Regions from separate parts of the Homo sapiens genome. Here all the other regions are linked to region 3. The links are chromatin contacts, found by Hi-C in ENCODE. All regions are on one chromosome and are shown on one strand. Each heading gives the region's core, a stretch centred on a gene start or an enhancer-like site at or near the end of the contact. The rest is flanking DNA. Distances are from core to core; before and after follow the strand shown. Region 1 holds the start of SASS6 (SAS-6 centriolar assembly protein). Region 2 holds the start of AGL (amylo-alpha-1,6-glucosidase and 4-alpha-glucanotransferase). Region 3 has its middle 32 kb from the start of LINC01307.

Evidence for each region. A loop is a pair of places that touch in the nucleus more often than their neighbours do. Pooled maps may share reads with other maps.
Region 1: a loop to region 3 is called in a pooled map, with 5 times the contacts of the local background. The contact joins the promoter of SASS6 here to the enhancer-like site in region 3. A Hi-C loop is called at or near these places in 7 of 50 pooled maps.
Region 2: a loop to region 3 is called in a pooled map, with 2.1 times the contacts of the local background. The contact joins the promoter of AGL here to the enhancer-like site in region 3. A Hi-C loop is called at or near these places in 4 of 50 pooled maps.

Annotation. Positions count from the first base shown.
Region 1 is chr1:100,130,997-100,135,521 of GRCh38, forward strand. It overlaps SASS6 (SAS-6 centriolar assembly protein), which reads right to left and starts at 1,934. Exons shown (of 17, transcript NM_194292.3): 1 at 1,754-1,934. The coding sequence starts at 1,818. TRMT13 (tRNA methyltransferase 13) reads left to right here and starts at 2,167. Exons shown (of 11, transcript NM_019083.3): 1 at 2,167-2,319. The coding sequence starts at 2,173. RefSeq lists silencers at 1,556-1,719, 3,857-4,151 and enhancers at 1,715-2,317, 1,722-1,841, 1,852-2,381.
Region 2 is chr1:99,848,194-99,852,501 of GRCh38, forward strand. It overlaps AGL (amylo-alpha-1,6-glucosidase and 4-alpha-glucanotransferase), which reads left to right and starts at 2,168. Exons shown (of 34, transcript NM_000642.3): 1 at 2,168-2,222; 2 at 2,782-2,931. The coding sequence starts at 2,850. RefSeq lists enhancers at 1,314-2,288, 1,489-1,638, 2,289-3,262 and a silencer at 1,819-2,138.
Region 3 is chr1:101,289,384-101,293,505 of GRCh38, forward strand. No RefSeq gene overlaps it. Among named protein-coding and RNA genes, the nearest start is that of LINC01307, 32 kb to the right of the region's middle. Within about 2 kb of position 2,193, at least 3 of the 41 ENCODE cell types and tissues checked have a DNase peak (open chromatin) inside an H3K27ac peak, as active enhancers do.

The sequences.
Region 1 (4,525 bases), core at 684-3,183, 1.2 Mb before region 3:
AGCAGAGAAATTGAGTTTTTAGATTAACTGTGATGGCAATGTAACCAGAAAGAGACCATCTAGGAGTTTCCATATTGAAACCAAAGTCATGGCCTCCTTTATCTTTCTATAATCATTCTAAAACAGTGTTGTCCAATGGAGATACAATGTAAGCCACAAATGTGAGCCAGGTATGTAATTTTAATTTTTTTCTTTTTCTTTTTTTTTTTTCAGAGACAGGATCTCGCTCTATCACCCAGGCTGGAGTACAGTGGCACAAATAGTAGCTCACTGTAACCTCAAGCTTAGGCTCAAGCAATCCTCCTGTCTTGGCCTCCTAAAGTGCTGGGACTACGGGTGTGAGCCACCATACCTAGCCTACTTTTAAATTTTCTAGAAGTCACATTTTAAAAAGACTTTTAAAAGCAGGTGAAATTAATTTTAATAATACATTGTATTTAACCCAATATACCCAAAAATATTGCCATTTAACACATAATATAAAAATTGACATATTTTACATTCTTTTTTCATAGTAAGTCTTAAAAATCCAACGTGCATTTTCATATGTAAAGCACAACAATTCAGATAAGCCCCATTTCAAATGTCTAATAACCACATGTGGCTAGTGGCTACCATACTGGACAGCATTAAAAGAATGATCAACTAAACCTACAGATCTCCATATGCAGCTGCTGGTTTTGGGACCATCTCCTTGACCGGCTTGCCATTGATTTTTGACCGAATTCTGAACTATATATACTACAGTTTGACATTACTGGCAACTCAATAAGGCAATGTCTTCATTTTTTATGTTACATTTGTACACCACTTAGTTTTCACATACGATTTCACACCTGATCCTCATTACAAACACGTGAATACGCAAAAGATTTCACACCTGATCCTCATTACAAACACGTGAATACGCATGTTATATCAGTTTTACAAATGAGGAAAGAACGTTCAGAGAAAAAAAGAGACAACCATTGAGTGTTAGAACTGAGAAAAAAAAAGTAAGTCTCCTGACCTCTGGTCAAATCTATTTACGCCCCAATAATACCACCTCCTTAATCAAAGTTGCACTTCTCTGTGCGACTGGTCTTTATTTCCTCCAGTGATTGTAAACTCCATGAAGAAAAGGACTGTTTTTCCTGACCACTGTATTCCCAGTGCCCAGTAAGGTGTTTTACAAGGAGGCAATATTTATTGAATGAATTAATGACGTTTCTGCTTTTCTCATTTTTAGTCGGTTAAATGTAATTTACTTTTTTAAAGCAACTGATGTGAAGAGCCAAAGTACGCCACCAAATTGGTAGGTTTTTAAAAGTTGAACTTTACTGCCAACATACTTCAAAAGAGAACGAGGGGGAAAGGCTCGGAGCCAAGGCCTGAGTTCTAGTCCTGACCCTGCCATGAACTGGCTGTGAGCCCTCACGTAAATTTTTTTAACTTCTCTGGGCCAGAGTTCTTATCTGTCAAAAGGGAAGAGTAGGGCTATAATCTTCACGATTCCGTGCACAGGTAGGGTTTTTGACATTAACTTGATGTGAGCCGGCTTCCTAACTCCTCACACCCTTCCTCCAGTCCCCTCTGCAACGGCCGACTTGGTGAGAGAGGTAACCACCGGGCCCTCTGGGTTCCCTATCCGCTTCCTAGGGGGGCCGACTCGACACCTAGGTGCAAGGTGGATCCCACGGGCCAGAACCGCCATCTTTCCCCATTGGCCTGACCCCAACCGCCACCCGCGGGCACTGGATGACGCGGACCTTACCTCTCCTCACAGTCTTTGCATTTCACCTGCAACGGGACTAGTTGGTGGAACAGCACTTGGCTCATGTTGGCTCGCTGCCTCGGCTGGTGTGCAGAAAAGCCCAACAGGCCCGGCCCTCGGGATTAGCCTGAGAGGTCCGGGTCCTGATAAAGTTTGAGTTTGGCGCTCGGCTTCTGCGGAGGAGGCGGGGAGGGAGAAACGAGGGGAAGGCGTAAGAGACTTGGCCCTCGCCAGCCACCATCGGATTCTTCCGGTTCTGCGGAGGATAAAGGGAAGACGGTTGTGGTAGTTCCGGGTATTAACCTGTGTGGCGCGGGGGCTGAGGCAGCCATGTTTGTTAAGGGAAGGAGACCCGAAGGAAGCTTCTAACTTTTCTTCTGGTTGCCGGATGCTGGACACCGGAAGCGAGCCCTAGAATTATGGCGACCTCCGCGACGTCGCCGCACGCGCCTGGTTTTCCAGCTGAGGGTAGATGCGGTTACTATGTGGAAAAGAAGAAACGGTTCTGCAGGATGGTGGTGGCCGCAGGGAAAAGATTTTGTGGTGAACACGCTGGAGCCGCGGAGGTGTGGTATCGCCCTACTCTCTCAAGAGTCGGAAATAAGTATCCTGGTCCTGTCGGTGCTGGAACCCGGCCCCTCCCCTCTTTGACAGCTTTCTGCTTGTGTCCCCTGGATTCTCCAGCTTTCACTTTAATAAACCCAGTTTTGCCCTCCTTGCGGAGCGATTATGAGTTCTAGTGATGAGAAATTTTTTATTTTTCTAAGTAAAGCGCCAGCAGTGACCCATTTATTTTGATCTATTTATCTCGATCTTAACTCATGGTAATGCTAGGTTTTAATTTTTACCCCAAGCTACCGCTCCGTCTTCCTGCTGGAAAGTGGTAGTTTAGAAAAAGTAGTGATTGAAGTCCCAAAGGTTTCACTAGTTGTGTTCTAATTGTTATTTCATGAAAGAGAAGCACTTCTCGTGAATGCGGTTGGAAGAAACTTTCTTTTAAAAATTTAGACTTGAGGCCCGGCGCGGTGGCTCACGCCTGTAATCCCAGCACTTTGGGAGGCCGAGGCGGGCGGATCACTTGAGGTCAGGAGCTCGAGACCAGCCTGGCCAACATGATGAAACCCTCTCTCTACTAAAAATAAGAAAATCAGCCGTGGCGCGAGCTACTAAAATTAAGAAAATCGTGGTGGTGCGAGCCTGTAACCCCAGCTACTCGGGAGGCTGAGGCAGGAGAATCGCTTGAACCCAGGAGGTGGAGGTGGCAATAATCCAAGATCACACCACTGCATTCCAGCCTGGGTGACAGCCAGACTGAATCTCAAAAAAGAAAAAAAAATTTTTTTCGACTTACAGTTTTTAAGAATGCAACTTTGCTGGAATGGGAAGGAAAGATTTTTAAATATATACGAATTGACCTTTTACAATTGAGAACAAAGCATACAATTTTGTTTGATAATTATGCATATAAATGTACTATCAAACACTTTATATTTGTATATATGTATATTACTTTAGGATATATATGAGATGGGAAAATAAAAACCAGAGGAGCAAAATGCTCATAGGAAGAGAGCATGTCCTTATAGTTCCACAGAACTATAAAGAATAAACCAAAGCGATCAGCATCAGATTTCATGCTTCTGAATGTTCAGTATTATTTGCATTATTTTATTTCTTAAGGAATTTATTCTTCTAGACAATATCCAGTGCAGATCAGTCCCCTGACCCCCTTCATCTGCCACTCTCCATCATAGTTGTAGTCTACTTCCTATTTTGTTTTGACTGGCATTTACCAAAAGTGAAGCATACTGAAACAAGGACATTCTTGTTTTGGAATATGGGAGACGTGATTTGTTGTGGGAACTCTGAATTATGCCCATAGTCTATTGACTGGTTTTGAGGGGACTGGCAAACATCCCTTGTTGAAGAATGAGAGTTATGATAGGAGAAGGATTTAGACTCCACCTTATCCAGATATATGGAAGGTGAAAACAAATAGTGATGATAGTAGAATATGAATAAATCCTTACAAGCTGATTAGTATTCCTATAGAGGAACGACATATTGTCATTAGACACTTGAAGAGAGACCGCAAAACATCAAGTGGAAACACTTTTATTGACTACTATCTCGTTTTAAATTGTGGCTATCCTCCTGAATCTGTAATTTATGATGTAACTGGATGTTGTGTTTCCATCTTTTTTTCTAAGTGTCATATATAGCTGTGATGACACCACTCATTTTTACCCAGTGGTTCTCGACTGGGACTGATTTTGCCTCCAGTGAACACTTGGCAAAATGAAGACATTTTGGTTGTCAAACTGAGGAGTATCACTGACATCTAATGGATAGAGACCAGAAATGCTGCTAAACCTCCTACAAATCACAGGACAGCCCCCTGCACTCACCCCCTCAAAAGAATTACCTGCCCAAAACGTCAATAGTGCCAAGATTGAGAATTCCTGTTTCTAAATTCAACTAATAAATTTTAAATGTGCTTTTTTTTTCCTATGCTACAGTTAGGCTCTGGGGGTTAGAATAGTCTTTTACATGGAGGTTAGGATTTAAAGTCAGCAATAAGGAAGAAATTATATACAGTATTTTCTTTTTCTTCTATTGAATATATAGTATTTTCAAAAAAAAAATTTCTTAGCTTTCCCATGAAATTCAGTGTGAATAGCTTCATGGACATGCTGAGAGGCACATTCGAACAGAAATAAATTTTTAAAAGAATAATAATAGCAGACACTTAGTCACCACTTACTCTATGTA
Region 2 (4,308 bases), core at 918-3,417, 1.4 Mb before region 3:
AGTAGTTGGGACTACAGGCATGTGCCACCATGCCTGGCTAATTTTTGTATTTAAAAAAGTTTTTTTAATGTGGCTACTTGAAAATTTTAAATGACCTATGTGGCACTTAATATTTCTATTGGACAGTGCTTTCTGCTCATTCAGGCCAAAAACCTTGGAGTCATCCTTGACTCCTTTCTCCACCAATCCTGTAGGTTCTATCTTCAAAATAGTCCAGAATTCAGCAACTACACCACCTGCTATACCACCTCCCCCCCATCACCCCCAACCCCCCGACACAGAGAAAACACACACAAGTCACTTTCTCTTGCTTGAATAACTAAAATAGCTTTCTAACTGGTCTCCTTGCTTCCTTCCTTGCTACACTCTACAGTTTATTCAACTATTTCCCATAAAGTTGCGGAGCGATCCTTTTAAAAGGTCAATCAGATTATGTCACTCCTCTGTTCAAAATCTCCATGGCTTTTTTTCCAAAGTTTAAAAGCCCAAGTCCTTGCAATGGCCTACAAAGCCTTAAAAGATCTGGTCACCCGTCTGTGCTCCTGATCCCTTCTCCTGCCCCATCTGTCTGTCCTAATCTCTTACCACTCTCTTCTTCACTCAGCTATGGTGATCTTCTTCGGTTCACCAAGTATGCTCCTGCCTCATGGCCTTTGTACTTCCTATACCTCTACATGTAACCCTCTACCTTAGACTTCTTCTTTCTCGCAGTTTGGCATCACTTTACTGAACGTTATATTTAGAAATGCAAACCTCTCTCTGCTTACTCTTCCACACTTCCCCCTTCCTATTATATATAGGATATAACATATCCTTCTTATTATATAGGATATATTATATCCTGTATAATTTATTTAATTTATCTGTCTCCCACCAATAAAATGTAGGAGTTCCTTGAGGGCAGTGACTGTTTTATTGCTGCATTCCCAGCACCTTATGTGCCTGGCAAATAGTAGGGGCCAGAAAATGAGCTGTGGGTTCCCAAAGTCAGTTACGGACCATTTGCAACTAGCCATTCTCAGAAATCTACAGAAATAAACAAATACTTCAGTATGGGGTTTTTTTTTTTAACTTATATCCTCTTTGGACCTACAGTCATTCCACAATAAAGAATGCAAGAATCTTCTCCACACGCCACAAGTCTTAGTTAACCAAATCTTCTGTCCATTTTCTCATAACCATTAGGAGCCCTCCAAAAGCCCTGGAAGATGGGTTTTCCTTTACCCTCAGGCATTAAATCTCCTTAAGCATCTGCAAAAAGTTCTGAGTTACTGGCCTAACATAAGTGCAGCTTAATCTCAGACGATCTCCGGGTCTATCTAGTGTACATGAGGTACACCCGGACACCGTTAAGTATCAGTGGTGTTTGCACTCTCGATGGTTTGCAGACTGGCCACACCTTACCTACTGGGTCTGCATTCAGGAACATGTGTCCTGTCTGTTAGCACTAGAAGTGATGGACACGTGTTGGCTGGAATGTCAAGGCTGTAGCCAGGCCCCTTATTTTAGACACTTAGAAATCAGGACTCTGAGAACTTAGGCCAAGTAAAAATTATCAAAACAAAGAAACAAAACACGTGGTGGCACAAAAGACACCAGAAGCCAGGTCGTTTGCCCCTCACCATTCAGCCCTTCCCAGCAAAAGATCCTACTGTGCAGCTCAACCTAGCTCGCAGCCGGTACCGCGGGATTTTAATGTGCAACTGTGAGCTCGCAGGCTGTTAAAGGAAGGCCGCGCCTTGGCCGGTGCACCTTCCCCAGGGCAAGGAGAAAGCGCCGCTCCCGGCCTCAGCCGCAGCAGGCTCCAGGTCCCCCGGCCCGGAGCCGACTGAGACGGTGCGGTGCCCACGCTCTCGCGAGACTAGCGGTCGGGGCGGGCGGGTCGAGCCTCCCGGAAGTGGGCCAGAGGTACGGTCCGCTCCCACCTGGGGCGAGTGCGCGCACGGCCAGGTTGGGTACCGGGTGCGCCCAGGAACCCGCGCGAGGCGAAGTCGCTGAGACTCTGCCTGCTTCTCACCCAGCTGCCTCGGCGCTGCCCCGGTCGCTCGCCGCCCCTCCCTTTGCCCTTCACGGCGCCCGGCCCTCCTTGGGCTGCGGCTTCTGTGCGAGGCTGGGCAGCCAGCCCTTCCCCTTCTGTTTCTCCCCGTCCCCTCCCCCCGACCGTAGCACCAGAGTCGCGGGTCCTGCAGTGCCCCAGAAGCCGCACGTATAACTCCCTCGGCGTAAGTGCTAGGAATGCCGCTGGCCTCGCGGGGAAACGCATTCTTTCTATCTATAGCTCGCTCTGTACATCTTCTGTCTACGGCAGCTATTCCAGAGGCAACAACTGCTTCCCTCTGTTCTCATCTCCCCATTGGTGGCTGGCGACCCGAATTTGGGAATGGGGAGATTGCCCACCTGTTATCTTTGAGCAGACTAATCTCTTGTAAGCAGAAGTGCCATTCGGAGTCTCCAGAGCCCTGTGGCTTGGGGCTGGGAATGTCCCCCTGACTTCAGGCTTTCCTAAGTGTATTGCTTTTCTCTGAGAATGGTCTAGGTTTTTAATTTTTTAATTGTAAGAATCTGTAATACAGCATTTTTATTTCGGTCTTATTCGTTGTGCTCAAAGGCAGGAAACAACTATTAATTTGCCTTCTCGAATCTTAATAGTTATAAGATTCATTCTCTTTCATTGCTCTGCTAGGCATAAAACACACTTCGAACATGTAAGTGCCGCTGTCAGCTCTGGAGAGTTTAAGGCAATAGTTATTTTCGATATTTTAACTCCTTTTTGTTTCATAGGGGTAACTCATTCGACTGTGGAGTTCTTTTAATTCTTATGAAAGATTTCAAATCCTCTAGAAGCCAAAATGGGACACAGTAAACAGATTCGAATTTTACTTCTGAACGAAATGGAGAAACTGGAAAAGACCCTCTTCAGACTTGAACAAGGTCAGTAGCAAGTTGTTTTGATTTGCTCATTTGCGTCTTTTAAACTTTTAATTCATTGGCAGTCCTGTTAAATGTTTTAAAGCTCTAAGATAAATATTATTTCCAAGGGTCTAAAACTTGATTTGTGCAAAGATGGTGCTGTGTTCTCCATATATCACTAATTAATGTTGATTTGAATTAAAAATATTTTATATCCCTCGTGTTAGGATAAGGATAAAATAGTTCTCTTTTCTCTGCGTACTAATTCCCACTTAAGATTGAAGTTAAATATATGATCAGAAGATTGCCCATATTATTTCTAATAACATTTACTATTAAAACTTGGTAAATTACTTCATATGTAATTTTGCTTTGGGTATGCATGTAGTTTTGCCTTTGTATAACTGTCTCTTTTCCTTTGTTGAACCTTTGAATTGACAAAATAGATTGCAGCAAAAAGTATAGTAAACTATTGTTTATGTATATCAAAAACTTCTCAAATGTGGAGTAGGTAAAAGCTGAAAATATTTTCTTAGCAAATAAAAAGTGCAATAACTCATCTGGTTATGTTGAACTATATATAGTTGATCTGTATTTAAAAGATCAAATTACTTTTCTACAAGGCTAGTTAATAGATGTTTTATTTTCTTAGCCTTTGTAATTTTTCAACATTGAAGAAGTGTAATATATGAAAAATCCAGTCCCCCTTATTAATGTACCAAATGGATGTTGCTAGTCATAAACATTTCAAAGGAATTTTTAAATTTCGCTAATGTTTTAAGAATTAAATTTTTGAAAAAAATTTCACACATACAATGTGATATCTTCATGCCAAATCCGCGCCTTTTTCCAACTTTGGCATTTAAAATCACTGAGTACCTACTCCATTTTTGGCTTTCCTGACTCTGCACTTTTCTGGTTTTGATTTTTTTTTCCCCCTCCCCTGTTGCATATTCTTGTCAACTTGGTGTCTCTTACTAGGCTCTCTTCCTTTCACTTTTTAATTAATTATGGGTATCTGCTAGGAATTCTTTTTCTGTTCTCCTTCAAAGAATTAGTTACACAGTCTCATGGCCTCAACTGTTGCCTCTGTGCTAATGACTACTTTTGGAGGAAAAGCCTTGAGCTTTCTTCTTCTTGGAAGCTTTCAGCATTTGATGACGGGTAGATCTAGAGCCAGAATTCTCCTGGCTCTGCTGCTAACAAGCTGACTTGGGGCAAGTTACATTAATTCTGAGCATTCATTTCTTTTTTTTTTTTTTTTTTTTTCCTTTTCTCTTTTTCTGAGACAGGGTCTTACTCTGTTGCCCAAGCTGAGTGTTGTGGCATGATCATGGCTCAGTGCTGCCTCAACTTCCTGGGCTCAAGCAGTTCTCCTGCCTCAGCCTCCCAAGTAGC
Region 3 (4,122 bases), core at 943-3,442:
TATAAAAAGTTAATTCAAAAAATTTTATTTTTGAATAGGTAATCCATGTAAGTGATTCAAAATTCAAGAGGTAGAAAAGAGCACATAGCAAAAAGTCTCCTCACTAATCTGCCCCACATTAGAGTAAACCAATGTCACAATCTATTATCTATATTTTTGGAGATATTCCCCCATATTGCCCCACCTCTTTCTTTTATTAACACAAATAATAACATCATACACAGTTCTATAATGCTTCTTTTTATCTATTTATATATTGCAGTTTCATATAACATTTCACTTATTCTTCAGTATGCTCAGACATAGATATATAAAATTTGACTAGATGCTCTAGAAATCTCTTTTGTAAGGGCATTGACCCTTTTTTACTTTTACTCTTTTAAATGTTTTTAGAGACAGGGTCTCACTTTGTCACCCAGGCTGTAGTGCAGTGGTGTGATCATAGCTCACTGCAGCCTTGACCTCCTGGGCTCAAGAGATCCTTCTGCTTCCAGAGTTGCTGGGATTACAGGCATGAGGCACCATGCTTGGCAGCATTGACTCTTAAGCTCACATTTTTAATCTAATATAAAATAAATGATCCATAGATTTGTAGCTATGCAGAGACAAAAACCATTTGTCTTGGTGTCAGACCTCCGAGAGACAGGAAGAGAGTGAGCCCTAGGAGAAGGCCTCTTTCAATATTTTCAGCTACAAGGCTTGTTTGACTGCTGTTAACCATAATCCGTAATCATGATCCACAGTAAGCAAAGCATGGGGGAGCACAACAGCACAGAAGCTGCTCCATAGGCTGAGAACAATGGCTCACACCTGTAATTCCAGTACTTGGAAGACTGAGGCAAGAGGTTCGCTTGGCCTAGGAGTTTGAGGCCAGCCTGGGCAACATAGCAAGACCTCATCTTTATTTTAAAATAAATAAATAAATAAATAAATAAATAAATAAATAAATAAATAAGAAAGAAACTGCTCAGGCACAGTGCTGGATGTATCCACAGCTGTAAACGAATTTGAAGGTTTGGGAAGGATAGAGTAAGAAGGTGAGGAGCAATCACTTTAGAAATCTTGTTACATTTTAAGTTAAGTAGAGATAGACTGCTTCTTCCACAGATTTCTCTATTGGATTTTTTCTTTCTTTCTTTCTTTAAACAGGATCAAATTTCCCTTAGAACAGCGACTCTCAACCCTAATTGCACGTTTGAATCATCTGGGAGCTTTCAGAAACTCCCACAGTCAGAGCCCCATCTGTAGGATTCTGATTTAATTTGTTTGGGGGGGTGAGGCTTAGCACCTGGCATTTTTGGAAAGCTCCGTAGATGATTCTAGATGCAGCCAGGTGACAACAGAGCTGTAGCTTCCGAGTGACTGGCTAGTGATGCAGCTCCTTTCTGCTCTACTGGGTGGTTGTCTCCAGGCAAATGGCCCAGATTCCTTCTCTGCTTCCTTCCTTTAACCTTCCCTTTCTGCCTTCTTTTTATTGCATGATCACTATCTGTCTTGGATTGTTGCTTGTTTTGATGTTTATCAGTCTCTGGAGCATACAGATCCCCCTCAGGTAGTCTGAGCTGGAAACTGTCAACTCCTACCCTTTGCAGTTTCTCTCAGATTCAGCTACTAAACATGTCACCTGAGGGCTGTGGTTCATAAGTTCTAGGTCGGAGGTTCTTAGACTAGCAGCATCAGCACCACCTCAGAAGTTCTTAGAAAATCAAATTCTCAGCCCATCTCAGGTCTAATTTAGCTCACTAAATTAGAAACTTTGTGGGTGGGACTAAGGGTATTTTATTGGTAGCCTTGAACCACAAGCTTGTAGCATTTGGAATTAGTTGTGCTGTCATGGGTGCTCTATCTTGAGGCTTTGGTATGCATGTTGGGCACCCAGAGGCTGAACAAGTTGCAATCTTCCTTCAGTGCCCCCACCATTTCCATCTTACCTTGGTGCTAGAGATAAACTGGGCTTCTTTCCTGATTTCTCTCCTTTGCACCTGAGCACTCCACGATGCTAGGTCCTTCCCAAACTCAGTCCATGCACCCCTACCCCCACCATCCTCATCCCCTGTAACTCCTGATCCTAGGAGAGACCTCTCCAGTTCCCCCAAGCGAGAAACAGATTTTCCCAAGGGGAGTGCCTGGAAGACTTTATGTTTATACTTAGTAACTTCATTTGCCAGACTGCCCAGCAGGACTAAGCCTCTTCCTCCTTTGTGGCTTTGCTGATGACTCTGCTCTGAAGCCTGATGATTTAACTAATTGGTGCTAAATTTTCCTGTACAGAGACATGATTTTATCAGCTGTAATTATCAAGCAATGGGACCTGATTTGGTTTTAAGCAGTCCTAGAACTTAAGCACCTCAGTGAATGTTGTCCTTCAAAGTAGTTATCAGGGGAAGCCACCCACTTATTCTAACAAGGCTGTCATTGTTGAAAATCTGACTGAAAACACTCTCCTGGGTCTGATGCAATCCAGAGTCTGATGTTTGTGCTCCTGCCTGATCGGGTTGCATCTTCCACCACCATCTCCCACGTGCCCATTGCTTTAACCACACAGCAGTTTCCTATTTCCTGAACTTACCCTGCACTTTCACATCTCCATGACTTTGTTATTCTTATTCAGCTTGGATTGCTCTTTTTATGCCTTTCTTTCCTTATTAAAATTCTGTTTTTCCTCCAACGGCCAACTAAGATGCTACTTTTCCTATGATGCTTTTCCTTATTCTTCAAATCAAAAAGATGGCTTGCTTTCTTCTCACATGTCATAGTATTTCACTTTTGCTGGTAATGAAGCATGTTTGCTTGAGTAAGTATTCCCTTCTAATGTACGCTTCTTGACAGCAGGGACCATGGAAACCATCCATTCCTCTTTCAGTGTCCAACACAGTAAGAGGTTGACAGCTGTCTATGAAGAGCCTCCATAAGGAACCAAGTGAGGAAATCAATTTATTTAGTTTATGTGTTTATTGAGTTTACCTATTTAGTTTATTTATCACTCTGTCACCCAGGCTGGATGGCACAATTATAGCTCACTGTAGCCTCAACCTCCTGGGCTCTAGGGATCTGCCTGCCTCAGCCTCCTAAGTAGTTGGGACCACAGGCACATGTCACCATACTGGGCTATGGTTTTTTGTTTGTTTGTTTTTGTTTGTTTTGTTGTTTGTTTTTTGTTTGTTTGTTTGTTTTCAATGGAGTCTTGTTCTGTTGCCTAGGATGGAGTGCAGTGGCACCATCTCTGTTCACCACAACCTCCACCTCCTGGATTCAAGCAATTCTCCTGCCTCAGCAGGACAATTGTAATCCCAAGTAGCTGGGATTACAGCCGCCCATCACCACACTCAGCTAATTTTTGTATTTTTAGTAGAGAGGGGGTTTCACTATGTTGGCCAGGCTGGTCTCGAACTCCTGGCCTCAGGTGATCTGCCCACCTCAGCCTCTCAGAGTGCTGGGATTACAGCAGTGAGCCACCGCACCCGGCCTACTGGGCTAATTTTTAAAGTTTGTTTCTAGATACAAGGTCTTGCTGTGTTGCCCAGGCTGGTCTTGAGCTCCTGGCCTCAAGCGATACTCCCACCTTGACCTCCCAAAGTGTTGGGATTATAGGCATAAGCCACCATGTCCAGTTTATTTAGTTTATTATTTAAAAATGGTATTATACCGTGTCTGATCACTACTTTAATCACTGTAATTAGGAACAAAGGACTTTAAGCTATTTCACACAATCATTCATCTTAAAGGATAAAGATTCAATGAATTTTAGGAATAAAGAAAAAATGTGTCAGGCGTGATGGCTCACACCTGTAATCCCAGCACTTCGGCAAGCTGAGGTGGGAGGTTTGCTTGAGCCATGGGGGGGTGGAGGTTGCAGTGAGCTGAGATCATACCACTTCACTCCAGCCTGGAAGACACTGTCTCAAAAAAAAAAAAAAAAAAAAAAAAAAGTTAAAGAAACGATATATCCCTAAGCACTAGCAGCTGGGACTAAGTATATAACCTCCCAGTAAAATACTTTGAAGGGGGACAGTGTGCCTTTTCTTTGTTAAAGGCCCTTCCTGTTGCTAGAAGCATATCCTCTGTGATATTAATGTATTTTCAAAAGGGCTTTGAGCTCCTGCAGCAGAAAAAAGTGCTACA